Regions from separate parts of the Mus musculus genome. Here all the other regions are linked to region 2. A link is a loop called in an ENCODE intact Hi-C map of the cell type or tissue named here. Cell type or tissue: heart. All regions are shown on one strand. Region 1 has its middle 160 kb from the start of Gm32461. Region 2 has its middle 4.6 kb from the start of Adamts1. Region 3 holds the start of App (amyloid beta (A4) precursor protein). Region 4 has its middle 240 kb from the start of Gm32357. Region 5 overlaps Gm32357 (a long non-coding RNA gene). Region 6 has its middle 180 kb from the start of Gm32357. Region 7 has its middle 66 kb from the start of Gm32624.

Region 1 (4,000 bases), 840 kb before region 2:
TCACCGTTTGAAATAAGGTTTAACCAAAGAGTTTACATGGAGTTAAAAAGTGACCAAGTATTTAAAATGAGTCAAACTGTGTGTGCTTTGTTCAGTTCAGGTCTGTTAAATATCAAGGGTGGACGTGCCAACCTTGCTTAAGATCAGCACTTAAATCGGTCAGCTATCTCATGCTGATAAATAACAGAGAGGCAGGCAGAGACTGCCTTTTAAAACTAAATAATCCCAAGAAGGCAAAAGTTGAGCCCTCCTGAATCGGATCCATGAACACCCATATGTGATTCCATCTGTTTGCCTGTCTATTCTTTTATGTTCAAACCTGCAGAAACACCAGATCCATTCCCATAAGTAATTTCAGTGACTAAAATATACATTATCGGGGTAAAAAAAAAAAAAAGCACCACACATGGAAGGCTAGGAGAGAGTCTATTTAAGTGGCAACCTCAAATGCCTTTACTATTTGTCTCTTTAGGGTGGAGAATCTTGGGTTAGGAACAAAGCCTGTTAGGCAGGGAGCTTAATAATCATCAACTTTCTCAAACCAAAGGACAAAACCACCACTGTAGTATTCTGATCTGTCAGCAGTCTCTCTTCTAGTTCATTCATCACGAGGTCCCTAGATTTAACAAGAACCCACTTCAAAGACCATGCATGGGAAACTCACCTCTTCAACAAAAGTCTTCTTTGAGCCTCTGCAGAGGGATTGCTTCTTTTACTCTTTATCCCAGAGGTGAATTTCATGTTTGCTGATACCATAATCTCTAGCAATAGACTTTGAAGTACTAAATAATTATTGTATATATGTTTCCCATTGCAAAGTTAACATGTTTCTAGTACTATCATAGTGTTGGTTTTTGTTTATAGTGAAAAAAACCCTGAATTTGAGAAACATAATGCATAATTTTGCTTATGTCACAGTAAAAAAGAATATTTAGGAATAACAGAACATTAAAAGATGGTGTTTAGGCATAGTGAGATGGTTCTTGCTGCCAAGACTGATAACTTGACTTTGATGCCAGGGGCTCACAGGGTGGGAAGAAGAGAGACCCAACTCAACAAGCTGTCCTCTGACCTCTTCGTGTGTGTTAAGGCATGTGCTCCACATACAATCACAAAGAAAATAAGGATAATAAATCACATGAACTTCCAAGCTCAGTTAGGGGACTGGAGAGATGGCTCAGAACTTATGAGCACTTAAACGCCTGCAGAGGACCCAGTTGGATTTGGTACCTAGCACCTATGCCAACTCTGACTCTAGAGGATCCAAGGTTCCCCTCTCCCCTCAAAGACTCCTGCAAACAGATAGTGTGTATATACATATATATATATATATATATATATATATATATATATATATATATATATATATATTCACTAGGTCACACATATTACATAAACAATGTTTTCAAAACTCTAGATAAAAACTCTGATGGAAAAATTCTAAAAAGTAGTGTTTATGATAATTTCCAGACTTCACAGAAAACACCTATGAGTGCTTTTCAGATTCTCTGCGGCATGTTGTGACGTATTTTCTCTGCTCTGGTTGTCACGTATTTTCTCTGTTGGCCTGCATCCATTTGTGAATACCCAGGGACAGTTTTTGATCTGAATACTTCTTTCTCTATTTCTAATTAGAATGACTCTTAATTTTACACATGCTAGGGTGGTTTTCATCACATGAAACTGAGGTAAATGACATTCTGTTTTATGGACGAAGGAACTAGAAGATGGTGTGATGGGCAGCCTCAGATCCCTCTGTAGGAACACAGGTTCAAGGGCAACAGCTTGTTTCCAGTCACTCATTCTCTGGGACCTTGTCTTTGACTGTTGGACTTCAGGTCCTTGCCTGCTTCTCCCAGCTCTGGTGTGCCAATCACTTGGACACAAGCATGTCATGTGCCACTTTGTATTGTCAGTCATGTAAGCTGACTCAAAGTTACTGGAAGCTCTTTCCAAATCTTATATCAGAGGATGAAAAACAAAGGGCATGCTTATGACTCAAAATCTAGAAATTGCTTGTTTATAACATTTTAGAAAGATCAAAACAGATGTACATAACACTTTTTTAAAAATCTAAAACAATAAAGCCAGTGATGTTATTGTGTGCATGCAGGTTATATAAAGCTTCTTTGTAGCCACAGAGGGTTTGTTGTGGCACAGAGTCGAAGAAACAGAACCAAAAGGATTTGTTCATTTTTGCATGTGATAATGATTACCAGAGTCACAGCCATCAGAAGTGAGTACTAACTACAGGCAAATAAAGTTTCACAAGCCCCAGTGAGCAGCGATTGCTTAACACAAAGACAGATTGCTGTGCTCTGACACATGGAGTGAGAAATATAAATGATCAAGAGTTCCCTCTTTCCAGACTTCAGAAGTGAGAGAGCTGTGTGTCACTCTTCCTTTTATGTTGAGACTGAGGACTCTCAACTAACATGGACTTTCTGGCACAAGATCATTTCCGTAAATATTCCAACTCCAACCACTAGATGTCATGCAGAGATCATAAAGTAAACCATCTTGGCTGCTTATTACATTAATCATGACCAGTTCTGTAACTTCAACATTTAAGGTAGTCTGGGGAAATGTCTGGTTGCTATTAAAGGTGCAGAACAGTAATGCTTTGTCTCATGTTATATTTGATGTTTGCAAACACTTTTGGCAAATATAAAAGACTCATCTTCAAGGTTACAAAAAGCTATTTCAAAAACATGAAAAATGCAGATTCTGGAGTTAAAACAATCTGAAAGTTTTCCAAATATAGAAATGTAGTATTATATGGTAAGAAACGGAATTCAAACAACTAGAATGAAGGTGTCCTAGAATTATTTTTAAAGATTTGGACCCAGGAAGCATTTGGATGAAAAATTGTGTTGGCCATGTGCTAAATGAGTAAATCTGGTATAACACTTAAGTTCTCTGAGTTAACTGTGAACAACTAAAATGGAGTGATTGTGAAAATTCAGTGAAGCACTGGACATAGGTCATTTGGAAGAGTTCTTGACATATTGTAGGTGTTCAGCCAATCATATTAATTGCTTCAATTATGCTTCCATCATGATGAAACTGCTGTATGACATAGTTATGGAAGTAGATTAGAAAACAGAATTTAGCAATGGAATGTGAACTTATAAACAAAATGAAATGTAAGGTTAGTCCTAAAAGATTGCTAGTTCTTCAGGAAGAAAGAAAATGAGACTCTAGACAAGGAGGATCTTTGAACATAACTTCAAAGGATAAAAAGGAAGTTTGACTCACTTGTTATGTGTTAGGAAGTGTTTGTTAAGCTGTGCTGCATACCAGATTCATCTAACCATATAGGGTATATTGCTTTTTAATATTACGTTGTAATTAGCTTACCAAGGGTCAGGTTTTCTTGTGGCTTTTTCTTGAGTCCAAAGTTTTGAAGCCATAGTTTACTATTGAAACTATAAGTTTATAAGTTTTGCATGGGGAAGCCCCAGAGAACCTCAGGACAATACCAGCAATGGCTACTGTTGTGGCTGATCACTGGAAACACATACTAACACCCTCTTGTTCTAGACATCACGTGCATTTGTCATAGGATATAGAGAACACAGGCTGGATCTGAGCTGGAAATTTCTTCCTCTTTGGCTAGCCCATCATAGTACCAAAGGATGCTATAAAGGCAGCTGGGGAAATTTCTATCTAAGCTAAAGAGCTTATAGTCTATAGTAGAAAAAACAAAACAAAACAAAACAAAACTGCTGTTGTTTTTGTGCTAAGTGGACATGATTTTCCCCTCCAAATATCATTCTAAATAATTATGTTTATTCCCAGAGATTAGTGCTGCCATCATCTTTGGATAAGGTGATGTATTTTCAGTGGGTAATGATTAGCAGCAAAGACCCATAACTGGCCAGAGTGCTGAAAATAAATGATGGTTAAAGGATTATTCATAACTGGGATGTCTATACCCACTCAGAGGCCCAATGAACATTGTGTAAGAGAGAAAGACTATACAGTAAAGACTATAAGA
Region 2 (4,000 bases):
CCCGGGCGCCATCTTGGGACTGCTGCCACACCCGCTCCTCACAAAAAAATCTTACTGACAAATGCCCAACAGTGGATAGATGGAACTCCAGAGTCCACCTCCAGTAGAAAGAAAGACTAGGTTACTAACCTACAGTTAAATTTTCTGATCCAGAATTGTTCCTGTTTAAAAAAAAAAAAAACTGCAGAAACAAAAATGGACAAGAGACTGAAGGAAAGGCCATTCAATGACCAGCCCAACTTGGGATCCATCTCAAGGGAAGGCTCCAAGGCCTGACACTGTTAGTGATGCTATGATGTACTTACAGACAGGAGCCTAGCATGGCTGTCCTCTGAGAGGCCCTACCAGCACACATTAACGTCACCTACCTATTTACAATTGTATACCCTTTTTAAAAGTAGTTTTCATTGTAAGTGTGTACATATGTTTATGTGAATGTAGTGTGCATGCACGTGTGTGTGAGTGTGTGTGTGTGTGTGTGTGTGTTTGCATATATGTGTGCCTTGTTGCTTGTTGCTATGTGCTTGATGGAGACCATGGGATGATGTTAGGCTTCCCAAATTCCTTCCTCACATTATCCTCTTGAGAAAGTGTTTCTTCACTAAATCTGGAGATGGGAAGTGACCAGCAAGCCCCAGCATCCCTTCACTCTCTACCTCCAAAGGCTGAGGTTACGGCTATTTGACTACGTGCAGTTTTCTCCATGAGCTCTGAATTATCTCCATTCTTCTGATCTTTTCAGGCTAAATGTGTGACGTGAAAATAAAGCTAAATGCTTGATACAACAAAATGCATAGGCTGAGACATCACACTGCATCCTCAAAACACGCACAATCATTATGTGTCAAGTAGATGCAATATTTAAAAAATGGGCTTTTTTCTCTGGGCACTATTCCTTGAGATGGTATATGGCATCAAGAGAAATGCTTAGTCAGAATGAAGTCACTACAGTCTGAGGACTCCCAACTGTGTTCTTAGCTCCTTCTTTACTGCATTCAATATCTAATGTTTCCCACATTAGCAGCCTCTCCTGTTGATTACCTTCAATCTGTTACCTTCAGTCTTTGCAAGGTTTGCCATCGTCGATTTTTTCATACAAGGAGTCTGGGGCCCAGTGACAGTCCTAGATCTCTTAAGGTCATAAAGTAAGGAGGTGACAAATTCAGAACATCAGAATTCAAACTCAGATTTATCTCAATCTCCAATCCGGTCGGCAACAAGGGCAGAGAACAGACTCATCCCTATACGTGGACATGGCTCTGTTAATCTTTCCAGACGTGAGCATATGCATCCCCTGATCTGTGTATGTTTGGAAAATGCTGTGGGAGGGGAAGACTGGGAAACAGCATAGGACTTTGCAGACAGCTGAGTGTCAGGGACTCAGAGAAGTCTCCATTTCTCAGCCCTGATGCATTGTCATGGGCCATCTCAGTTCTAAATTTAACTACCAGTTGTCAGTAGGAAGGAGTACTGGCAAATCACAAGTCGTCGTCCGGTACAGGGCCTTACAGGTTTACAGTAAAGTCAGGAGCAAATCTCACTCCCAACACTTTTGGAAACCTGGCTCTCATCTTCTGGCTGTAATAGAAGCTGGGGGATACCTCCGATCTCTGCCTACTCATCAACAAACTGCATGCTTGTTGGTGGTAGTTCAAACGTCCTTCTTCAAAGTCGTGCGTGCCTCCTGATGACTAAGATAATATGCTTTTAACTCCAGTATTCATTAAACTCATGAAATTGTGCTACTATACTTTACCTTAAGCAATAACACATCTTCAAAATATGGCTTTTAAATCACATTGTATTGGGAAGTCACTTACATTTGGGATGATCACACACTGAAGAAGAAAAAAAAAAACTGTCTGGCTAAATCTATTTTAAAATTTGTCTTTTGTTGCCCCCTGGTGGTTGAACATTTTCCTCACCCTGCCCCGCCCCCACTCCACTACCAAACTTTTTTTTTTCCCTCATCCTTTTTAACTTTTTGTTGTGGCCAAGGGAAATACCTTAAACCTGGAAAAGCAATTAAAGCCAGTTCCAAGTGTCAAGTAGCAATTCACACACACGCACACACACACACACACACACACACACACACACACACCAAAACAAAAACCATGCATAGCAAATGAATCAATGATGCTGTAATTCTCTCAATAGATTGCACGTCTGTGATTTCTTTCTCCATTTGAGTTGCACTGAGCTCTCAACTGTGACAAATAAAAGCAGCCAAAGATAATTCTCGTTTTTAAAATATCCTAATAGTATTTGGATTAAGCTAACAAAATCACATGCTTAAAAATTAGCTGCGGGCTTGAAAATGTGTAAATACAAGTAATATTGAAATATTTAAAAATTGGTTTACAGATTCCTTAAAATGGTAAGAGAAATCTGTTACATATCGTTGGAAAGACATAAAACTTTTGCAAATTCCTAGTTTAACTGGAAAAGAAAACCAAATACCATTTGTTGTAGACTATCGCCACCTTGTGGGCTAAGCAAGAGGTACTGAAGCTGGTGACCCTTTTAAGGTGGAATTTTTTTTCTAATATAAAATTCCTTTTTCTAATAAAATAAAATTAATAATTGTAAAAAGAACATAAGTCACAAGTCTGATAATATATTTACTTACCAAAGATTTATATTAAAATACCAAGAGATATTTTATTAAAAATTATGACTGTGGTAGTTTATTTCTGAGATCCCCAGTTTCATACTGAATCATCTTGAACAAGTTAATGAGCCACTTTAAGGCTCCCCTCTGCTATATTTTTCAGGAAAATAAATTAGAAAGATTATACTTCTCTCAGATCTTCCAGTGTACAAATTTGGGGTTGGTAGATACCCTATGTCCAAATGGAATTAATAATTTTTCAGACTTTGATGTTTATTAAACTCACAACCTGCTTAAAATGGATGTTTTCTTTCTGAAATCTCCATTTAGATAAAAAATATTCATTGCTCCAGCGTTGACATTTGTTCCTATGTACTCCAAAGGGAGACTAACGCCAGACGGCTTTTGCATTTCTAATTGGCAGAGCATGTAGTAGGAGTTACAAATCAAAAGCCTTCCATGCTTATGAAATGTGCTCATTAGCTGTTACTGTAGGTGATATTTACACTCAAAGAATCCTAATAGCGCCTCCATATTACCAGACTTCCTCACCTCCATGGCTGCCTGGAGAGTGCTCTCTTTGATAAAGACTTCACGAGAATTATTCTGTGTCTTTAACCTGTGGATCCTTGAGACACGCAAACATGGAAGAAACTCATTGACGTTCACAGTTGATACCCACTTCTTTTACTTCAAACTCTACTTTTTTTTTTTCCCTCCCTTGGGGACTCAGTGTGTAAAAAAAAAAAAAAAAAAAAAAAAAAAAAAACAAGTCTTCTTTTATAAGCTTGAATTTTGTATTTTGAGATGAATGAGTTCAGGTCATCTCAGTAAGTTCCCAAATAAATAACTTCTTGAAGTCTTCCTCTTAAGACGCGTTAAGCTGGTGTTTCTGCAAGCTCATCTATGAAGAAATACACTCTATAGGAAGAAAACCAGAAGTACAAGGGACAGATGTTAGCAGAGCATAGGGATTTCGAGTTGCCGACACAAATCCAGGAGCAAGGGTTTTATAAGTGTAACACTATGCAAGTTACTACAACAACCCAGTGTTTCACCATTGTCTCTCTGGTCAGTAAATGGAACCCCTAAGATCTTGCTTTTTCATTCAGATATTTTCTTTCAATTTACATTTTGCTTATACAGATGGGTATGTGTTATAGGCTTGTGTGCCAAACACACAATGCTGATCTTAATTGTTTTAAAAGTGGATTAGAGACTCTTCTGAATGTGCACTATTTTTTTTTCAGTTTAGTAATTGGCAACTCCAATACTCATGTCTCTGTTGAAGCGATTAAAAAAGAATCATTTCCCAGAACTACAGGTGCACAACAGATTGGAGCCATTATGCAAAAGAACAGAAATCTGGAGAGAAACCCAGAGAAT
Region 3 (4,000 bases), 640 kb after region 2:
GGATAAAAATGCACGCATCGCAGCCTTAGCTCCTCAACCACATTTGGGAGAGGCCTGCGGGGTCGGGTGACTCAAGCTCGCGCGGGGACGAGCCGAGAGCGCTCCCGACTTCCCTGGAACCTTAACGTCCTACGGTTCACCTTCTCCCGATTGCGGGGTCCTCTCCCTGACCCAGATCACTCCCCAACTTGGTTCCCAGACCCCATCGGGAGCGCGGCTCCCCTTAGCCCAAGACGCCGCACCTGTGGGCTCTGGGTCGCCTCCCGCTGCGCTCGGGCGCAGCTCCCCGAGGCTCCGCTAGGGGTCTCTGTCGGGTGGCGAGCCGGGTGGGCGGGATCAGCTGACTCTGCCGGCTGCGAGCCCCGCCGCCTCGCTCCAGCTCTGTCAGTTTCCTCGGCGGCGGGAGGCGAGAGCACCGGGAGCAGAGCGAGCGCGGGGCCACCGGAGACGGCGGCGGCGGCGCGGACACAGCCAGGGCGCGGCGGATCTTCCACTCGCACACGGAGCACTCGGTGGCCCACGCAGGATCACGATGCTGCCCAGCTTGGCACTGCTCCTGCTGGCCGCCTGGACGGTTCGGGCTCTGGAGGTGGGTGCCGCGCCTTGGGAACGAGACTGGGGAGGCGGGCGCCGGGAGGACGCGATCCTCCCCACCGAGGAGCTTGAATCTCGAGACGTGGGGGGCTGTCACGGGTAGACCGCTCCTCGCCGCCCCCGCCTGCGGGCGCCCTGCGCTTCGGCGGCTCTGGCCCAACCCTGCCCGGGGACGCGCTGCCCGAGCGATGAAGAGGGAATGGGTTAGGGCGCTGGGGTCCCCATATCCGTGCCAGCCTAGGGCTGGAAGGCGAGGGGACGAGCCTGAACGCAGACCCTGACTCCTCCCTGCGTTGAGAGCTGGACTCCGGGATGCGAGAGACACCCAGTTCGAGGGGGAAGGGACACGTGTGGAAAACCGAAAGCGTAGCGTCTCAGGATTCAGTGCCCTGCGAGGAAATCGCCGCCCTTCCCCTTCCTTGGGGTCCTGGGTTGGAATGGGGGCAGCTCTGGATGCTGGGGAGCGCCTGGCTCACACTCCCTTCCCACCCCCGCCTGTCTTGACTGCGAAGCTGGGCTTTGCTCCTGGCGGCCGCGGGCGGCGGCTGCCTGCGCAGCGACCCTCTCCCGAGTCGGTGCGGGGTCGCGCACCGCCGCCTTCCTTTTGCAAACTTTGTGCATTTTCGTGTCTCCCTTTTGTGTAAGTTCCAAGTGATGGGAGGGATCGGAAAGTGCGGCCACCCGGCACCGTCCCTCAACCTGGACGTCCAGGACTCTTCAGTGCACCTCCAGTTTCTCCCTGAGTCTGAGAAGGTCCCCGGGAACAAAAGCCGCGACACCCCGCCCTCGCCGTCCAGGGCGCGGTGGCGGAGCCCTGGTAGTTGGTGCGCCACCGCCGTTCCTTTCCCCGAGCTGCGCGTCTGCCCCCGAGGGCCTAGAGGTGCTGCTAGGGCCCCGCGGTCTCCCACCCCCGCATCACCACCACCTACTGGCAATCCTGTGAGGGACTGCAAAGTCCTGAGAGAGAGAGAGAGAGAGAGAGAGAGAGAGAGAGAGAGAGAGAGAGAGAGAGAGAGAGAGAGAGCGAGCCGGGAGTGAGGCGTGCGTCTGGGAAGGGCAGTGCCTGGTGGTGGGGAGGCTGAGGCTCCAGGGCATCAAAGGAGGCGTTTGTCTGATTAAGGTGCGGCCTCCTATGGGGCAGATTTGGGAACTCTAGCTTAGTCACCCTGGGGGGGACACAGGATGCTGGGGAGGGTCCTCAGGGTTCCTTTTTTTTTTAAAAAAAAAAAAAAAGGGGTGCAGATAAAAGGATTGAATAGGGTGAAGATTAAGACGGAGAAGATGGCGCCTCTGCAGTGCAGCAAAGAAAAGCTGTGTGGAGGCTGCAGCCTGTGAAATCCACCCACCACTAGGTGTATAACAAGTCTTCCCCATTCATCCAACTCTCCAGCATGCAGCACAAGGCTTGTTTTCCTTTTTATCCAGAGATGCCTGGAAGTTGTTTGCGTGGCAGCTGGTTTTATTTCTCTTCATTTGTACCCTCTTCACCATCTAAGCATTTGCTAATAGCCCTTCCTCGTCGTCCTCCTCTTTCCCCTCTACCTCATAGGAATTTTCCCAAAAAGCAATTTCCGGGCGAGTGTTTTCCTGCAATTTTGTGGGGATTGGCTAGGCTATCACACTAGTATGAGTTTTTATTTATTTAATTTTTTTTAGCTCTTAATTTACAAGGTCATTGAACTTTTAGCCCCTCTGAATTTTTTTTTTTTTTTTAACCCACAAGTGGCTTCAGAATCTGTAAGTCACCTCAGACTGGTTAAAACAGGTCTTCGAAGAGTCTTAAGAATTTAGTGTTCCATTTTTTTTTTTCAAAGCCATTTAATCAAGGGAATTCTGATTTCTCTGACGACCTAAGAATTTAATTGTATAGTCATTCGGTTTTTCTAATTGTTTTGCTGTGCAGAAACACGACTAAGTAATTAAAGGAATAACTTTAATTTTTGGAGCATTTTACTTTTCTTGAGCATTTTTTTTAACTTGTATAAAAAGAGTCACAGTGTAGGCCAAGATGAACTGGATTTATGTTTTGGCTTGTGCGATTGCATATCCTTTTTCTGCCGAACATTTGGAGATGCTCCTGCAGTTATCATCACCTTTAAAGGGTTACTGGGAGCACTACATTCGTGCCTTTGGTGAGTCACTGGAAGGATAGGTAATTCATCCTGATGAGGTTTGACACACTTTGCAGTTCTGCGTCCACTGAAGCCACAGAATTATGAGTTGGCTGCGTTTTGTAAATCACAGAAAATCCGTCTGCTGCAGGTGGCTCTGCAAAAAGAACCCGTGTGATGGAGGGTGCTGATGATGGGGCCATGAGGGTACTGATGCTGGGGTCTCGAGGGTGCTGATGCTGGGGCCTCCAGGGTACTGATGCTGGGGCCTCGTCTTCCAGGGCGTCGGCATTTCCTGGTTTGGTTTTATTTTCCTGGTATGTTGAACAGAGGCATGCGTTTAGCAAACCGTGATGGACTCATCTTGTTTGCTTGTATAGAGCTGATAACTATCAACTTGCCTCGGTAGTGGTGGCTCCTTCACTGTCTGCGACTGCTGCCCGGTAGTGCCTCTCTGATGGTAGAAGCCTACTCATAGAACAGCGAAGCTGACATTCTTTTTTTGACAGGGATCCATCGGGAGTCACCGGTTACTGCTTGTCAGTGGGAAGCCATGATACTGGCAGACTATAAATGCTTCTTTCTTATCACCCCCAAGGGATAGCGTCCCTCATTACACTTGTAAGGCTGCAAGCAATTAAAAGATGGAACCGAGGAAATGAAAAGGTATATACAGGATCACAAAACTAAACTGGAAAATTCAAGATTTAAGATTAAATAGGAGAAAAATAGGATCAATGGGCTACTGGTTTGAAGGAAGGTGAAGTTACTTTTACGGCTAAGGTTTTTAAGTTTTTAGTTTACTGTTTATGACACGCCAATTTTCTATATCTCTGTGTTAAAGATTATCTGTCAGTCATCCTGCATATAGACGTGAAGAAGGTGCTTAATAAAATATTATGCGTTATTTTTGCAGAGGTGTTGTCGTGGGATTTACAGGGCATCTTTGACTAATACATTTCTTTTCTAATCTCTGCCTTTTATGTCAAGATGGACCTGCACAAACATACTTTAAATATCAAGCTCATGTTTACTTGACTGTATATATTTTATTGCCTTCTCCCACACTGGGTACAGAAGTATGCAGGGTGAATAAAGCATGCACATAATTATAAAATAGGAGTGTTGCGTACCAAAAAAGAAAGTACAGATTAGGCAAAGAAAAAAAAGAAAGGACACAGAAAGTGGGGTACTCAGAAAGTGTAGCAGGATAAAGACCTAGAATTAAAAAGAGTAAAGGAACAAGAGAACACGATAATCCTGGGATGTTTCCTGGGTGAAAGTCTCCAGCCAGG
Region 4 (4,000 bases), 670 kb before region 2:
GCTTCATATGAGATGAGACTCATGTGACATTCACCCCCTGCAATAGAATCTGTCAGCATTCACAGTAGTGGGTTCTGAAAGATCTGTTACTTTCAACTGTCTGCTCCCTTTATAGGCTCACCATGAAATGACAGTGGTCACTCTGGGCAGATAAACATCAACATCTGAATTGATGAACTAGGTTTTCTTAGATGTTTCCCCAAGGAGGTTTCAATACAGGGAGAACTGAAACCTTCCAGGGGTAGGATTATGCTGATGCTCCAAAGGAGGTCTGAGAAAACAACACCAGTTCCTTTATTTATCAGAGGCTGGCGGGAGCTTGTAACAATTTTACAAATAATTACAGGACTCCAGCTCCAGACTGCCTATTAGACTGTATTCTAGAGTAAGCTTTTGGAAAGCTAGGTTAGCATCATGCATAAACCAACTTGCCTAAAGTAAAGATGGCCCATGAGAGGAGACTGTAGGCAGTAATTTAGATAGCGGTCAGTGCTGTGTTGATTTATGTGTTTAGTTTGTCTTACTTGACAAATGCCTGCTTTAAAAAATGTATACTCTTCTCTCATATATTACATCCCAACCATAGTTTCCTCTCCCTCTGTCCTCCCCATCCCTCCTCCACCATCTTCCTTCCCTCATCCACTTCATCTCCACTTCTCTTTAGAAAAGGACAGGCCTCTCATAGATACCAATCTAACATTGTACAGAAAGTTACAGGAAAACTAAGCTTTCTCCCCACCTCTGAATATTATAACTGGAAGCGACAAATGAGTAAGAGGAAAGGGGTCCTGAAAACATTTTCTTTTTTATTTATTGGAAATAAATATGAAAATGAATTGAAACACAGTTATCTTGCTAGTTTTTAATAGAGAAAAGTTAACGGTGACTTAAAAAAAAATCTATACATAAAAGTGTAACTGGAGACACGTGCCACCAAGACAGGCAAATCAAAACAGCCTGCTCAATGTGTTGAGCATAAGTTTCTATTGAACAAAAGCCTGCTGAGTGATTATAAGCACTTCCTGATCTTCTAGGTTTCCTGAGTTCAGTTCTCAGAACCCATGTTAGTCAGTTCACAAACAATTGCAACTTTGCATTCAGGTTTCCATCATCTTCTTCAGGCCTCTGTAGGCATCCATATACATTACACACACACACACACACACACACACACACACACACACACACACACACACACAGACACACACGCGCACACATGATAGATAGATAGATAGATAGATAGATAGATAGATAGATAGATAGATAGATAGATGTAAATATTAAAAAAATACCTGTGTAGGGGAATGACTCAATGGATAAAGTGCTAGTTACAGGAAGTCCAGGTTTTGGATTTCCACCACCTATGTAAAAATTGTACCACTGTGGTGACCACAGCTTTCAGGATGCAGAGAGCAGGGAGTACTGGGCAAGCTTGATAGGTAGATGAACAGGACCTATGTTGCTATGGGTTCAGTAAGAGACCATGCTCAATGAGTAAGATGGAGTGATATAGAAAGACAGCCAATATCAGTGTTAGGCTTACATATCCATGTGCATGCACACATACATACACATGCATATGCCCCTCTATATACATGTGTGTCCACATACATTAAAAAAAAAAGCATACCCTCAATGATGCAGAAAAAAATGCTGAGTACAGAATACTCAGAATTCATAGTGAATAAATACCTATGTTTTCACGGCAAATGCACATTCAATATTTTGTTTTATATATTATTATTAATTATACTTATATCAAATTATATTTTCTTGTTATTTAATAAGAAAAGTATATTATTATATCAAAATTCATTCGAATAATTGTGTTCCTTGAGGCTTCCCAGGAGCTCCACCTTGGCACTGTCAAACATCTCCATAGGTTAAAGCCACCTTTCCCAGTGAATGCTCATCTTTAATTTTCAGGCATTTATTTTGGCTCTTTTATGATGTAGTAAGATGGCAGATTTGGGTACTGAGGGGCACAAACACTGGTCTGAACATCCCATTGAGATGACAGACAACAGAGGCACAGCAAGTCTCCCATGTCAGGTTCTGTCAGATGCTTTAGAGACACTAACACTAACTCTTTACCATGGCTGTGTTTACACAAGACAGACTTGACAGAGGAAAATCTATCTACCCAGCAGATGGCAGCGTTGCTGTCCATTCCCTAATACCCTAGATCTAGAAAGTGTGTTTGCCTTCTAGGTACATCTTGCATCCCTAGCTAACATGGGCAGTGGTTCCAGTATGGCCTGTGGAGTTTACTGCCTCAAGCTTATGCCATCCTTTGTCCACTGCCTCTCAAACCCTGTCTTCCCAACTGGGACTTTTAATACCAACCAACTCTCCCATCTACTTGAAATCTCTTGACACTCTATTTTGTGAAGTAGTCCCCATATATCAGGCTTTTCTTCTCTACAAATAAAAATCAAAAGAGAAAGCTTTACCTTCAGTAAATTAGACTCTGGATGCAGGGGAGAAAGGACTGGAATAAATACTCTCCCCTAGAATGAGTAACGTCAGGGACAAATGACATCATCATTTGTATCTGTATCATCAAAGTGAGTGAGAGATGCTTATAAGGCTTTAACGGAGGACAAACCATGTAAAATTTCAGATACATTATTTTATTAAAATACCTTAAATGGATTAGAATGTATCATATTTTTATTAGACATTTTCTTCATTTACATTTCAAATGCTCTCCCCTTTCCTAGTTTCCTCTTTGAAAGTCCCCTATACCCTCCATCCACCCTGCTCTCTCACCCACCCACTCATACTTCCTGGCCTTGGCATTCCCCTGTACTGGGGCATATAATCTTTGCAAGAACAAGGACCTCTCTTCTCATTGATGGCCTACTAAGCTATCCTCTGCAACTAGCTCCGGGGGTTACTGGTTAGTTCATATTGTTGTTCCACCTATATAGTTGCAGACCCCTCTAGCTCCTTGGGTACATTCTCTAGATCCTTTATTGGGGGCCCTGTGTTCTATCCAAAAGATGACTGTGAGCATCCACTTCTGTATTTTCTAGGCACTAGCATAGCCTCACACGAGATAGAATGTATCATATTTAATAGTGGTTTCCAGGGTAAAAGAAATCAGTTTAATTTCATTCAAACTACTAAAGAAGGGTAATGATGAATGTTGGTGACATAAACGTAAACACAGTTATTCAGAATCACCTGAACAAAATATCATGCTTTGTTTCCCATGCATCTCCCTTTCTTCCTCCCTCCCTCCCTTTCCTCTCTCTCTCTCTCTCTCTCTCTCTCTCTCTCTCTCTCTCTCTCTCCCTCTCTCTCTCTCTCTCCCTCCCTCTCTCTCTCTCTCTCTGAGTATTCCTCATGGTCCCTCATTTCCTTTTGAGGCAAGTTCCTCATGAGATTCATCTCATTAAGCTAAGCTGGCTGGCTAGAGAGGCCAAGGCACTCATTTGCTTTATCCTTTCCAGTGCTAGAGTTTTAAACATGCCTCCCCTGGCTCAGAGTTCTTACAAGTATTCAGGTGATGGGACTCAGTTCCTCAGGTTAGTTCTAAGCACTCTGCCGAAGGAACACTTCCCCCAATCCTGCCATTGCCAGTTTCTTTGAACAATTGCTTCCTGAATTTTCATGAAAATATTTCTCCAGGAAATATTTTCTTCATTGTTGTCTTTTTGAGATAACTGTTGTCTATGAAAATGTTTGAGAGATTTTTTTTTAATCCTTTGAATGAAGAAACACATCAAGAATCTACTTTCTTAAATCTTATTCAATGTTGAGGAAATATTCACCCTAAAAAGTAAGGAAAAATGTCTATGATTTTTTTTTAATCTGTTTTCTCAACCAAATCGAGCATGTGGTAAAGTGCTTGTGGCACACACACAGGTCTTTTCTTTCTGTGGAAAAAGGCTCTGCTGTTTTACCATGACCTGGAGGCCACTGGGTGCTGGCTGCCAGGGACAGCTGCTGAGATGATGTCAGTGGGCAGGAGGAGCCTGCAAGAAAGGGGCGG
Region 5 (4,000 bases), 450 kb before region 2:
CTTACACAGATTTACCTTACTAAGCATCTGCATCTATCCGTGAAACAGGCCTTAAATCCAACCAGAAAATGGCTGATAATCACAATCATGTTCATGACACTGTTGGACAGATCTGTATGTTTTGCCAAAATAGTTCTTATTTTAAGCACTGTGTTCACAGCAGCGTAAGACTGACTAACTTTCTTCCTCCGTTGCCTTCATAATGCCTTCAGGAAATATGGAAGCTAGCCTTGGAGGAGGGGGTTGATTAAGGGCTAAACACTTGACTATGGTTAAGTCTTTTCGACTTGGCAGGTTGTAGGTCTCTGTTTTGATCATAATCAAGTACAAAAAAAGAACTTCAAGAGTGAGTGTTAAGAGATGAGCTAATCTATCATTATAATAAGTAGTTAGGAGTCCATTTAGCAGAGTAAAAATAGTGACTTCTTTTCCGGAAATTGCAATGTGTTTTGAAATGGGTTCTTGATCCCAATAACGATTCCAAGTTTGAGCTTCAATATGTGAAAAGGGCCTTAAAGGGAATCAGAAAGTGATTAGTGACTCTAAGGATATTTATGCTTCCATGGGACCAGTAGGCATTTCTTGAGAGACTCATAATTGTGACTTGCATCGTTCACATATGTGCAATATGTATAGACCTGATAGTTATTTTGCTCCTCTGGTAGCATATTTTTTTCTTTTCTTTTTCCTTTTTCCCTTCCCCTTCCCCTTCTTCCCCTTCTTCCCCCTCTTTCCCTTCTTCCCCTTCCCCTCCTTCCCCTTCCCCTTTCTTCCCCTCTCCCTTTCTTCCCCTCTCCCTTTCTTCCCCTCCCCTTCCCCTTCCCCTTCCCCTTCCCCTTCCCCTTTCCTTTCCTTTTTTTGCTTTTCTCTTTATTTTTTCCCAGTTAGAACTATGAACTTAGACAGTAGGAAGAAAACTTTGATTTGAATACCAGCTTCGGTTTTTGTATTCTGTGACTCAAGCATGCTATGCTATCAGTAATAGTGTCATTGTGTCACAATCTGGAGAATAACTAAGAACATGGCAATAGCCTTTATGTCTAGTGGTCTAAAGGACCTCACTGGTCAATGATTCTGAAGAATTTAACCCATTCCCAGTCCTGGGAGTTTTTATTTGTTAGCTAGTCGTGTCTAGTAGGAATATTGTAATCTCATTACAAAGTATTACCTTTTTAACTCTTTATGGAAATTTACTACAATAGAAACTATTCTAAGAGAAGACATTTAATGATAGTAGGCAAATAAATGTTATTTACCAAATATGGTATTTTAAAAAATGTGGTGATCTGAATATTGCTAATGTCATATGTTTATCTTCATCATGAAGTTTTCAATGGTTTATGAAATAAAGTTTTATGTTTATCTTTGCCATCTTGCTGTTTTCTATGTAAATCTTCCAGCAATCTCAACACTGTGCTTTCATTCTTAAGATTTTCTCTCACATAAGATAAGAGGTTCCATTAAAAATACATGAAATCTTATACAGGAAATTCTGATATAATTTTGTAAAAGAAAAACTTGACTAACATACTTTACATACCATAAGGGTCACCCCACCCTGAACACACACATTTTCTCTCAGTACAGATTTCAATTTTACTAGCTATTTTCTAGAGTTGAATTTTACAAGCTTAGTAAACATTAATTTCTGAGTGCTTCTGCCTGGGGCAAGATGAAATAAATTTAAGGACCATGTTTTAGTATCTGTGCACATTGTTTCTAGCAGAGCTGGTCTACTTTATGAATAAATATGCTACCTCCACATTGTATAAGTATAATTTCATAGGTAAATGAGCATCTGTTTTTCAGGTCTCCACATACTTTATTGACAAATACAGTTTATAGGAGTGTGTTATATGCACTCAGATGCTGTCTTCTCCTTTATGTCGATGATGCAGTAGAAATACATAAATGAGCGTTTCTCTTCTCAGATACAGCTCAGTCTTTTCTTTTTCTTCTTGGGAGACATTTTTCCTTCTTAAAGGTCATCTGGCATTCTAAGGGTTTCTTACTTAGCACATGATAATAGAATGAGTGTTAGTAGGGTGAGCTGTACAATAACTAATTGTGTACCTCATTATGAAGCACTTTTTAATGTTTTTTATTGCCATAAATTTATAAAAGTTCCATTTGGGAACAGTATCTGTGTGAACTAGATGTGCTTTTCCAGTTCCAGGGATGACAAAGGTTAAATTCAAGCTCCCAGCTGTTTCCCACATGCTGGGTTTACAAAGGAATGTATCCAGCTTCCTTCCTCTGTTGGTACCTCCCCTGTGTTCTTATCTCTCTTTCCTCTACCCCTCCCTTAGAATGACAGCCCTAACTAGGTCTCAGGGACTTCAGGCTGGTTGATAAGAGACAGGATGTGAATGGTTCCTCTGGAAAAAAAAAAAAAGCTGGATTGAAAATGTGCCTCCCTCCCATAGACCAGGCTTAGAACCAGATACTTACATGCACACAGAACTGTCTCATCAACAACATGATTACTTGATTTGGTGAGTATAGCAAGAAGATATCAAACAAAATTTAAATGGATAACAAAATTTCCATCACTTAGTTGCCAGGCTCCCATTTATGATGAGATAGAGTAGAAAAAGGAGAGGAGAGGGTAAATAATTGTCTACCTAAAATATGAAATATCCATGTAAGAATTCTTGAACGTCTGAAAAGTGTATGGTACATGGAAAAAAGAGACTTGGTAGATGTTAGCCTGTGATTGATTTTAAAAAATATATACATTATCTGAGTAAAGCCAATGTAATCATATTCTTCTCAAGATGAGAATTTAATCTAGCTAATGCCAAAAAATTGCAATCACAGGTCTCCCAATGTGACAGAAATTCAACCTCAACAAGCGTTTTCTCTTGCAAGTTTTAGGTGGCCATAAATAAATACTGAGATTAGTCTGGGGCAATGTGGCCAGTTTCCAACGTATAAAATGAGAAATTGTGAACCTTCCATCGAACCCATAAAGATCTGGCCAATGGTATGATCCACCCTCCCCCAACTCCACACATTGCCTCAAGTAATGAGCACCCTACTCCTGACACCTGGGCTGTAGTCTAGGCCTTAGGCTTACATTCTGTGTTAATTTGTTACAGAAACCTATCAATCTAATAGGACAGAGTTGAATATTGACATACATACATGCACAGACACAAGCTTAGCACTGAGGACTGGTGACATACAAGCGATCAAGCACAACTTCAAAGACACAAAGCAGAGCAAACCCGGCCCCTTATGCTCCAAAGTAAATCCTACCATGACCATTGACCATAGAGATATGTTTCGTGTAATACCAGAAAACATATATGAAAGTAGGTCCTTAAGCTTAAGGATTCATTGCATCAATAAATCAATCAATCAATCATCATCATCACCATCATCATCTCATAATACTGTAATTACTAACTTTGTGTAGAAATTCTTTCTTATCTTCTTACATTCACCACTTTCCCTAACAATACATTTGTTAAATGTAACCTGTTATAAGGCGATGCATGATTTTATTATCCTTAATATGCTACCTTCTTCCAAGACTTTATTTCTCTTCTGGCTAAATGACAAGTTTATATATTCAGGGAATGAAAACAATATAAAATTGAATCACTCCTTTTTTAACTTAATGTTTTTTTTTCTTTAACAAACAAGCATTTATATGTAAAAGGAAACATGCAATGTTTATCTTTCCGAATCTCTGTTACTTCTCTCAGAATAGTTGTTTCCAGCTCCATTTAGTTACCTGCAAGTTTCAAATTTTCATTTCGCTTTAAATAAGCATATTCCCTTTAGAATACCCACAGAGGTTAGGTAGCTAACAAGGGAGCAGAAAAAAGAAAGGAAGCTCCCAAGGCGGGAGAAATCGTATATAGTGCTATGAAGAAATTGAGGGAAGTTTATAAAGAAGGGTTAAATACTTTGGGAACAGAATGAACGCGGGATGTATGAGGAGAGGAGGGCAAGGTAGAAGAATAGATCTGTGGAAAGATTGCTCTAACTA
Region 6 (4,000 bases), 610 kb before region 2:
TGGTCAGTTGCTGGCAGGACCTTCCAAGGAACCATTTCCAGTAAATTGGCACGACCCCTGGTCCACAGATGGGGCCACCCATCTCAAATTTTTTGTTTGTTTGTTTGTTTGTTTGTTTGTTTTTGAGACAGGGTTTCTCTGTGCAGCCCTGGCTGTCCTGGAACTCACTCTGTAGACCAGGCTGGCCTCTCACTCTGAAATCTGCCTGCCTCTACCTCCCGAGTGCTAGGATTAAAGGCATGTGCCACCATGCCTGCTCCATCTCAAATTTTTTAAGCAGGAAATGTTCCCATCCAAAAGAAGAACAGGGACAAAAAAAAAAAAAAAAAAAAAAGGAATAGAGACTGGAAGAAGGACCAACCATGGAATGCCCACCTGGGGATCCATCATGTTTGCAGACACCAAATCCAAAACTGTTGCGGTGGTTAAGAGAAAACATTGTTTTACATGTTGTTTCCTTTTCTGAGAATGATTGGATATCAATTTTACTAAAAAAGAATGAGTATGAATATGAAGTTTTTCTATGTAGACAATAGTGAAGAGACAGTTTTGTTATACTCTTCTCTGATTATACTACTTGATGTTAGTGGCAGTATTCTGTCATTTTCAAAGGGAGCAAGTGGTAATATCCTTGAGCAAATGAATGTGTTTCATTTTGATCATCTTACCAGGGTTTTTAGTCAAGCTCCTAAAAGTTCAAACATCAAAATTCTTTCTTTCAAATGCTTGTTCTGTGACAAGGAAGTTCATAGGAAGTTCATAGCTTATTAAGTGCTTTGGAGCAGACCTTTAAAAACCTTTATCATTTCCAAATGACATCATAACCAAGGCTCTGTTTTAAAATAATTATAATGTTTGTTAATTCATTTTGTCACACAAGTACAGAACTTAAGTTGTGTCATAGACGTTCCATTGATGTGAAGAGATAATATGACTATGGCAACTCTTTTAAAGAAAAAAACATTTAAGTGGTGATGGCTTAAAGTTTCAGAGGTTTAGACCATTATCAGCACAGTCAGAAGGATGGCAACATCGGGCAGACATGGGGCTGGAGAAGGAGTTGAGAGTTCTACATCTTTATCTGCAGGCAGCAGCAGGGGACTGTCTGCCCCATTGGGCATAGCTTGAGCATAGGAAACCTCGAAGCTTACCCTCACAGTGAACATACTTCCTCCAGCAACCATAGGCCATACTCCTAATAGTGGCACTCCCTATGGGCCAAGCATTTAAACAAATGAGTCTCTGAGAGTTGTACCTAGTCTGACCAGCACACATATCTCAGCAAACAGTGTAAACATGACTCACATTAATATTATTAAGTTAAAGCACAAAAGACATCGTGTTACTCAGAACCACAGATCATGGATTAGATTGAGATAGAATGTCAGTTGCCATATGCATTTTGAAAACATAAAAGAAATGGTGAACACCTTGTTGACCATCGGTTTAAGGATTTGATATGAGGCCATGCATTAGTAATTCTGCTTAAGTGAAAAAAAAAAAAAGTATAGTAAGTGTGATCATAAAAATAAAAGTATTTTTAAATTCAAAATTTATGAAAATGGAAGGTCTTTAGATTTTCATAGCAAAACAGTATATGATATATAATTAATTATATGAATAAATATATTTACAACAACAACCAACAAAGAAATGTAGTGTTTTCTCTTAAAAAAATCCCAGTACTCAGGTTCTATAGGACGAAACCTCTGTGTTTTCATTTTCTTTTCTTTTGTTATTAGATATTTTCTTTAGTTCCTTATAACCTCCCTTTATTTCCCTATATTCCCCCCTCTCTGCTCCCCTACCCACCCACTCCCACTTCTTGGCCCTGGCGTTCCCCTGTACTGGGGCATATAAAGTTTGCAAGACCAAGGGGCCTCTCTTCCCAATGATGGCCGACTAGGCCATCTTCTCCTACATATGCAGCTAGAGACAGGAGCTCTGGGGGTACTGGTTAGTTCATATTGTTGTTCCACCTATAGGGTTGCTAAAGCAGTGCTTCAAGAAAGCACCTCTCCGTCTTCTATCCTGGTATGTTGTTGACAAGGTGGCCACCAGGGGGAAACCTTGGACTATAAACGTCCATGAGTCCTTAACTTAAAATCACAGCACAATTTATTACAAATTAAATATCTAACACGTCATTTCAAACCTCGTTCAAACATTTGAGATATGATTTGAACAGAGTTTAAGTTCTGTATGAAAAATACTTTTTCTTGATTTCACAGTAATCCCATATTAATACAAATCAACGAATAACTGCACGTGTGCGCATTTGTTAGTATGAATGTGCAAAGCTATGTGTGGGTGCATGCAGCTATGTAGGAGTGTCCATGAGCTTCTGAGCTTTAGGGGGCCAGGTGAAAACATTAGACATCTTCTCAATGTCTCTCTATCCAATTTTTTAGACAGGGCTTCTCACTGAACCTGAGGTTTGTCAATTCAGCTTGACAGATTGGCTAGGAAGCCACGGACATTTGGTTGTCTACACAACCTACGTTCTGTGCTTAAAGGGATATTTTCTGCATTAAATTAATGTTCCTTTTTATACTCAGATGTTATATAGTGGAGAAAGATGATCTATGTTTATACTAACAGGTTAATTTCACACCAAATTTCTCCACTATTTCAGAGGTTCTGCAGCAAGGTGAATCACACGTTGGAACCTATGCCTCACACATTTTCTTGCATTAATCATCTAATTCCTTCCGTGGCTTCAAGTCAAATTGCACTAGGTAACAACTTCCCATAAGAAGACATTTGGGGCATGTCTCTTTGCTATGACTAAGACTATGAAAACTCAGCATGTTCCCATGATCTAATACATCCTTATTTGGTACCTTAACAACACTTTAAAGGAATCCTTTTCCATGTTTCTCACAAGGTAAAGGAAACTATGATGCCTAGAATACTTACTTCTGCAGTGCACAGAGGGATGGCTACAGAAGATGACTCAGGTGTTGGAAACTGCAGCTGAACTTTCAAGTGATGCTTGCAATGGTAGGGAGTAGGCCTAGTTCCAGTGTAAACCAATTCGAATCAAAACATTCTAAAACCAAGATATGTTCTCTTGAGTACAATTAGGCATAACTGCTTATATAAGAAGGGTTTGTCTGTAAAAAATTTTTTTTTTTTTTGCTTTGTTTAATGGTCGCTGTTCTCAGGCCTTGAAAGTGAGGTTAGCATAAGATGTAACATTCAAGTAGTTCCAAAATCTCAAGCCAGTTAGCAAGAGACAAGATGGAGTTTGACCACTTACCTTTCCCCACTAAGATCAGGAGTGAACTTGGGCACTGAACCACAGATCATGGTTCTAGTGCATTGCCAACTGCCATTTCAATGGTAAATAGGGAAGCTACAAGGACTTCAGGGCCCATTGCCCACTGCTAATAACGGTCAGCATGCTGTAACAATCTCTTGGACCACAGTATATTGAGGCAGGGCAGTCATACTTAAAAAACAAAACAAAACAAATGAACAGAAAGCTCAGCATTTCTTCAAAGTAGGAAACATAGAGATTGCATGAGTCCAGAAGACTCATCCCAAGATATATAGCCAAAGTCCATAAGCATACAACCCCACAGGAACTTTATGTGTGTGCCTGTAATTTCATGTATGTGAGATGGATAAAGTATTTCTAGGGAAGCTGCTTTTATCTACCAATAAATAATAAAATCCTTTATGTTTATAAGATAGAATATTTTGCAGCATTAAAAGTAAATGAATAGTAATTCATACTATGTCCTAGATAAGTCTTGAGAAACTTTCACTTTAAAGAATCCATTCAAATTACTTTTAGTGTCTTCTACTTTTGTATAAAATCTCCAGAAGAGGGAAATCCTAGAGATGGGGATGGATTAAGGTTGCCTCTGGCTTGAAAGAAGGAAAGGGGGAAGGGCAGTGGGGAGTTTCTTTTGAAGGTGAAAAAAAATTACTCAGAAACTAGATAATGGTAATGTCTGTAGTCTGCCCACACAAAGGTAGTCATGATGAATTA
Region 7 (4,000 bases), 1.1 Mb before region 2:
TATGGTATTTGTAGATAAGAAAGTATTTTTATATGAGAAATTTTGTGTTTAAAATTTCTAAAGGGATATCTAACATTTCTAAATTCTCTTCTCAAAGGTTATGAAGCAATGCAGTTAATTTCGCTGTCAATAATATAAAGCAAGACTGCGTTTATAAAGCTTTAAAAGTCATGGGATTCACTGTCATCTTCTGAGCACTGAGGGAAATTTACCGATTTCTCAGAGAAGGGTGGACTTGGCTGGGTAATGTGCTGGCAATGTCCACAAGAAAAACTCTGTATGCTTTAGTCTGTTATTGTGATTTCTAAGCAAATCTGGTGTTGCCGCTGGTGGTGCTTTGTTTTCATTGGTCAAGAACCATGAAGTGGAAGGAAGTATGGCTTTCCAAAGTTATATCAGTTCCTACAGCTCTTCCTCTCAGACGGGAATATCAGATGGGCAAGACTAGAACAATGCAGCCTAACGTCCATGCCAGCTCTGCCTGTTAGCCTCCTCTCTGGCAAGGACTTGCACAGGTACAGGGGTCCTGACGTCAGACATGTTTGCTAAGGGAAGGATCGATGGGTCACAGTCAGCCTGGAAACCCGTGCATGTTATTTTAGCTGAGGCTCCCATTAGCAGTTCATCTTTGTATAGATGTGCTGGCAAAGCCTGTCTTATAGGAGGCTGACTATAGGATCAAAGTCTAAAAACAAGAGTAGATTGATTTCAGATAAAAGAAATGATGATAACAGAGACCCAATTCTCCATCTGCAGATGATCAGCTTGCAGCCAGGCAGAAGCATCCATCAGTGGGCGGTGCCTGGCCTGAAAACCAGCCTATCACTGCCTATGATTTCAAATGCAAAGCCAAGACCAGTTCTCAGCCAAAAGATTACTTCAGATTCCTTCAGTCACAGAAGTTACGGGATGACTGGACATACTCCCATAATACCTGGTGTTGCTTCTATAGCTGAGATAATTTTGTAGATTCAGTTCTGGGTGATGAAGTAGTGTGATACTTGGTCTCTCCACTGAGATTCAGGACACATTTATTTCTCCAGAGTGAGGAATTCTCTTTGATGTACTTGGCGTTTTGAGGATGCTGAAAGTTCATGCTGGGTTGGCAGATTAGCACTGGGTCACTCCTGTGCTCTTTCTAATATTCATGATTGTTCTTACATTGCGTAGATTTTGAGAATAGCTAAGTACTAAGGTCATCTTTTGGATATTTATGTACAATAGTGAAATCCTCTCAGCAACTTGGCCTGATATTTAACAGTCATAATGCTGAGAATTCTTTTGATGTAATGTAATGAATTAAAGGATTTTGAAAGTGTTGATGGCTTTAAGATTTTTTTTCTAAATTCAAGCACCCCAAGTTTTGAAGCATTGACTGACTATATTGGATTAATACACTAAGACTTAGAGAAAAATGTTATGGCTCTAACATTTGAAAATTCCATGTAGTTTCTAGTGATAAAGTGTTATTCTCTTGCCTTCATCTGTTGCTTTCTCTGACTTCCAATTTTTGCTCGAAACTTTAAAAGTATCATCTCAGAGTAAAAGTCCGAGGGGAGCAGGTTAAGTCATGCACACCCTGGCAGCTTCAAGAATGTCATGCGTTCTGGGTTTAACAGCTGCTTCGTGAGACCCACAGCCTAAAGTTCTCCCTCCTACATTCTACTGCAAAAGCCTGAAGGCTAGTTTCAGAACATTTCTGAATTCCTCACTCCAACTAGCATGCTACAGAAACTGAGGGACTCTTTTCGGACACAAGATGGCAGTAGCACACCGTTCACATTGATCATTTCCTCAGAGGGATTGTAGTCACACAAATCAGTTATTTTGTGGTAAGTTAAAAGTCCCCCTGAAAGAGGAGGGAAAAGGCCCTTTAAGATTATGACTAGTACCGTAACCACCTTTTCCCTACAACCCCAACTGTCATATCTATACATTTCTGATGTAGTCCTTCAATGACTTTCAAGAACAGAATGAAATACAAAAAGTTCAGGAGTCTCCGTATCAAGGAAAGAAATGCCTAAGAAAGCAAGGTCAACCATTATGAAGATGCCCTGCATCAATAGCCTTGAGACTACATACTGTGTTCTCACAATAAAGTAGGTTTGAGAGGCTATTTATTGATGTTCAACTTGATTTACAACAATCCTTTGTTATCATTGGGTTTTTGTATTATTTTCTTTTCTTTTATGGAATTTTGGAGTTTTGCTTTTTCTAGTTTTCTGAGTTCAAAACACACCACACCACACACACACACACACACACACACACACACACACACACAAGTTGTTCACCACTTACACAAAAGAAGTATTTAAAATATAAGCTTGTTTTTCTTTGTTTATATTTCATTAAAAAAGTATACAATATGTATACTTTCATGTATCAATTAGTCATTCAGTTAAGAATATGTAAGAAAACATTTTTTTTTTTACAGAATCACATATGGTTTCAATTAAAGTTTTGTTATTTGTCTTTCAAAATCTTAGTAAAAATAATGAGAATTGAATCCGTACTCTGGCATAAGAATATATTGAGTTACAAATATCTGTGATAGGTTCATGAAAACTTGGAAACAATAATACAGGCAGAGGAGTCCAGGATGATTCTAGAATTCTGATTCAGAATTAAGACTTCCCTGTTGGCAGAAAATTTCCCGTGGTTTCCCAGAAGCACAAAACTGCCTTGACAGTACGGAACGCAAGGTGGCAGAATGACTTTTCAAAACCTTTTAACTCAGGGTGCTCAAAATTTAGAAAAGTTACTAAAAAGTAGCTAGCATGTACTAATAAGAATTGGGGAAATCCTACATGTTCTCTAAATTTTACGACAATTTCAAGTGTTAGGAAGCAAAGAATGCATATTAAGAAAACCCTACTATGCCAGTTTTTACCACAATTAAAAAATATAGAAGTTTTAGTGACTATTTTTATTGTTACTATATATTTTATAAATTACTAATCGTCTTTTAATGAACCTGTCTTGTGATTTAGCAGTGAATCTGCTTGTTAAGAAAAGTTTTGAAATTGCTTTAACATTTAAATTTCTAACAGACATCATTTGGAGCACTACTTCATTTGAGCTTTTATGTGAAGGCTAAACTATGTTAACATCAGCTTTCCTAAAATAAAATAAATATCTATAATAAAACATAGTACCTATGGCCAGGGGAAAATATCATTGTGAAGGCTGAATACTAACATTGACAGTATATAAAAATATGTAAGCTGAGGTCCGTTTTCATTATTTTTGTAAGCACGACACAAGAATGTTTACCTAAGTTTATCTGAAAGTGTTAGGGTAATAAAAGTTTTTATGAAGCCCTGCCACATATAAAATATTTACTTGTTTGAAATTGTAAAGCTTGTCAGAAAAGGTATCTAGAGACTAGTAAAACTTGGAAAAAAATAACTCGTGCTGTTGAATGGCTGTAAACAACTGTCATTCATCTTCCATTGTGAATACTTACAAAAAGACAAATATCCAGTAGCTGACCAAAAGACTTCGATACTATTAACATGACTACTGCATTTCTGACAAAGTATCTGACAAAATCTCCAGAGCCAGTCACAAGAAACCTCCTTTCAAGATATTTGTGGGATAGTCCAGGTGACTCCCAAAATAATGGAGGCAGTTGGTGTTGCCCTGGGATGCATCCCAGAGGTTGAAGTTACAGAAGGCAGCATCCCTAGGCTATGGGACCCAGATGCTTCTAACTGCATGTAACCTGATGTCCTTCTTCCTGTGGATGAGTTTCCTTAGCATAAGAAAGTCCTATGCAACTTACCAAGGGAGGGAAGGAATTAGTAGCCCTATCCAGCTCTGATACCTATGAACCATAAACTGAACCACCATGTCAAGCTATCCCTAAAGATACAGCATTGGCACGCATGTCTTGGTGGTAACCAACTTCTGTTAAGTTAGATTTAGAATATATAGTGCCTGGTACCGAAAATCTAGGGAACTATCCAGGTCATGGATCCTGGAAGAAAGCCTACTG

Evidence for each region. A loop is a pair of places that touch in the nucleus more often than their neighbours do. Peaks named below come from ENCODE experiments on the same cell type or tissue, not always from the same donor. Only the 100,000 strongest peaks of a DNase experiment are listed, where the experiment ranks them.
Region 1: it touches region 2 in a loop (11-fold over the local background); 28 of 42 quality-filtered maps call a loop at or near these places.
Region 3: it touches region 2 in a loop (3-fold over the local background); 2 of 42 quality-filtered maps call a loop at or near these places.
Region 4: it touches region 2 in a loop (2.9-fold over the local background); 2 of 42 quality-filtered maps call a loop at or near these places.
Region 5: a loop joins it to region 2, with 2.8 times the contacts of the local background. A loop is called at or near these places in 2 of 42 quality-filtered maps.
Region 6: a loop joins it to region 2, with 9 times the contacts of the local background. A loop is called at or near these places in 32 of 42 quality-filtered maps.
Region 7: it touches region 2 in a loop (12-fold over the local background); 28 of 42 quality-filtered maps call a loop at or near these places.

What each region holds. Positions count from the first base shown.
Region 1 is chr16:86,643,511-86,647,510 of GRCm38, reverse strand. No RefSeq gene overlaps it. Among named protein-coding and RNA genes, the nearest start is that of Gm32461, 160 kb to the left of the region's middle. In heart, a CTCF peak has its summit at 2,484; no DNase peak of the experiment used is centred here; H3K27ac peaks cover 564 bases.
Region 2 is chr16:85,805,736-85,809,735 of GRCm38, reverse strand. No RefSeq gene overlaps it. Among named protein-coding and RNA genes, the nearest start is that of Adamts1, 4.6 kb to the right of the region's middle. In heart, CTCF peaks have their summits at 1,887 (motif pointing left) and 2,492 (motif pointing left); a DNase peak (open chromatin) is centred at 1,915; H3K27ac peaks cover 567 bases.
Region 3 is chr16:85,170,091-85,174,090 of GRCm38, reverse strand. It overlaps App (amyloid beta (A4) precursor protein), which reads left to right and starts at 384. Exons shown (of 18, transcript NM_001198823.1): 1 at 384-589. The coding sequence starts at 533. In heart, CTCF peaks have their summits at 1,086 and 1,940; DNase peaks (open chromatin) are centred at 270, 950, 1,500 and 1,920; H3K4me3 peaks cover 3,166 bases; H3K27ac peaks cover 2,257 bases.
Region 4 is chr16:86,473,495-86,477,494 of GRCm38, reverse strand. No RefSeq gene overlaps it. Among named protein-coding and RNA genes, the nearest start is that of Gm32357, 240 kb to the right of the region's middle. In heart, a CTCF peak has its summit at 2,149 (motif pointing right); no DNase peak of the experiment used is centred here.
Region 5 is chr16:86,251,111-86,255,110 of GRCm38, reverse strand. All of the region lies in intron 3 of Gm32357 (a long non-coding RNA gene), which reads right to left. Among named protein-coding and RNA genes, the nearest start is that of Gm32357, 17 kb to the right of the region's middle. In heart, no CTCF peak of the experiment used is centred here; a DNase peak (open chromatin) is centred at 2,250.
Region 6 is chr16:86,417,711-86,421,710 of GRCm38, reverse strand. No RefSeq gene overlaps it. Among named protein-coding and RNA genes, the nearest start is that of Gm32357, 180 kb to the right of the region's middle. In heart, a CTCF peak has its summit at 2,063 (motif pointing right); no DNase peak of the experiment used is centred here.
Region 7 is chr16:86,880,472-86,884,471 of GRCm38, reverse strand. No RefSeq gene overlaps it. Among named protein-coding and RNA genes, the nearest start is that of Gm32624, 66 kb to the right of the region's middle. In heart, CTCF peaks have their summits at 1,757 (motif pointing right) and 2,690; a DNase peak (open chromatin) is centred at 441; H3K27ac peaks cover 378 bases.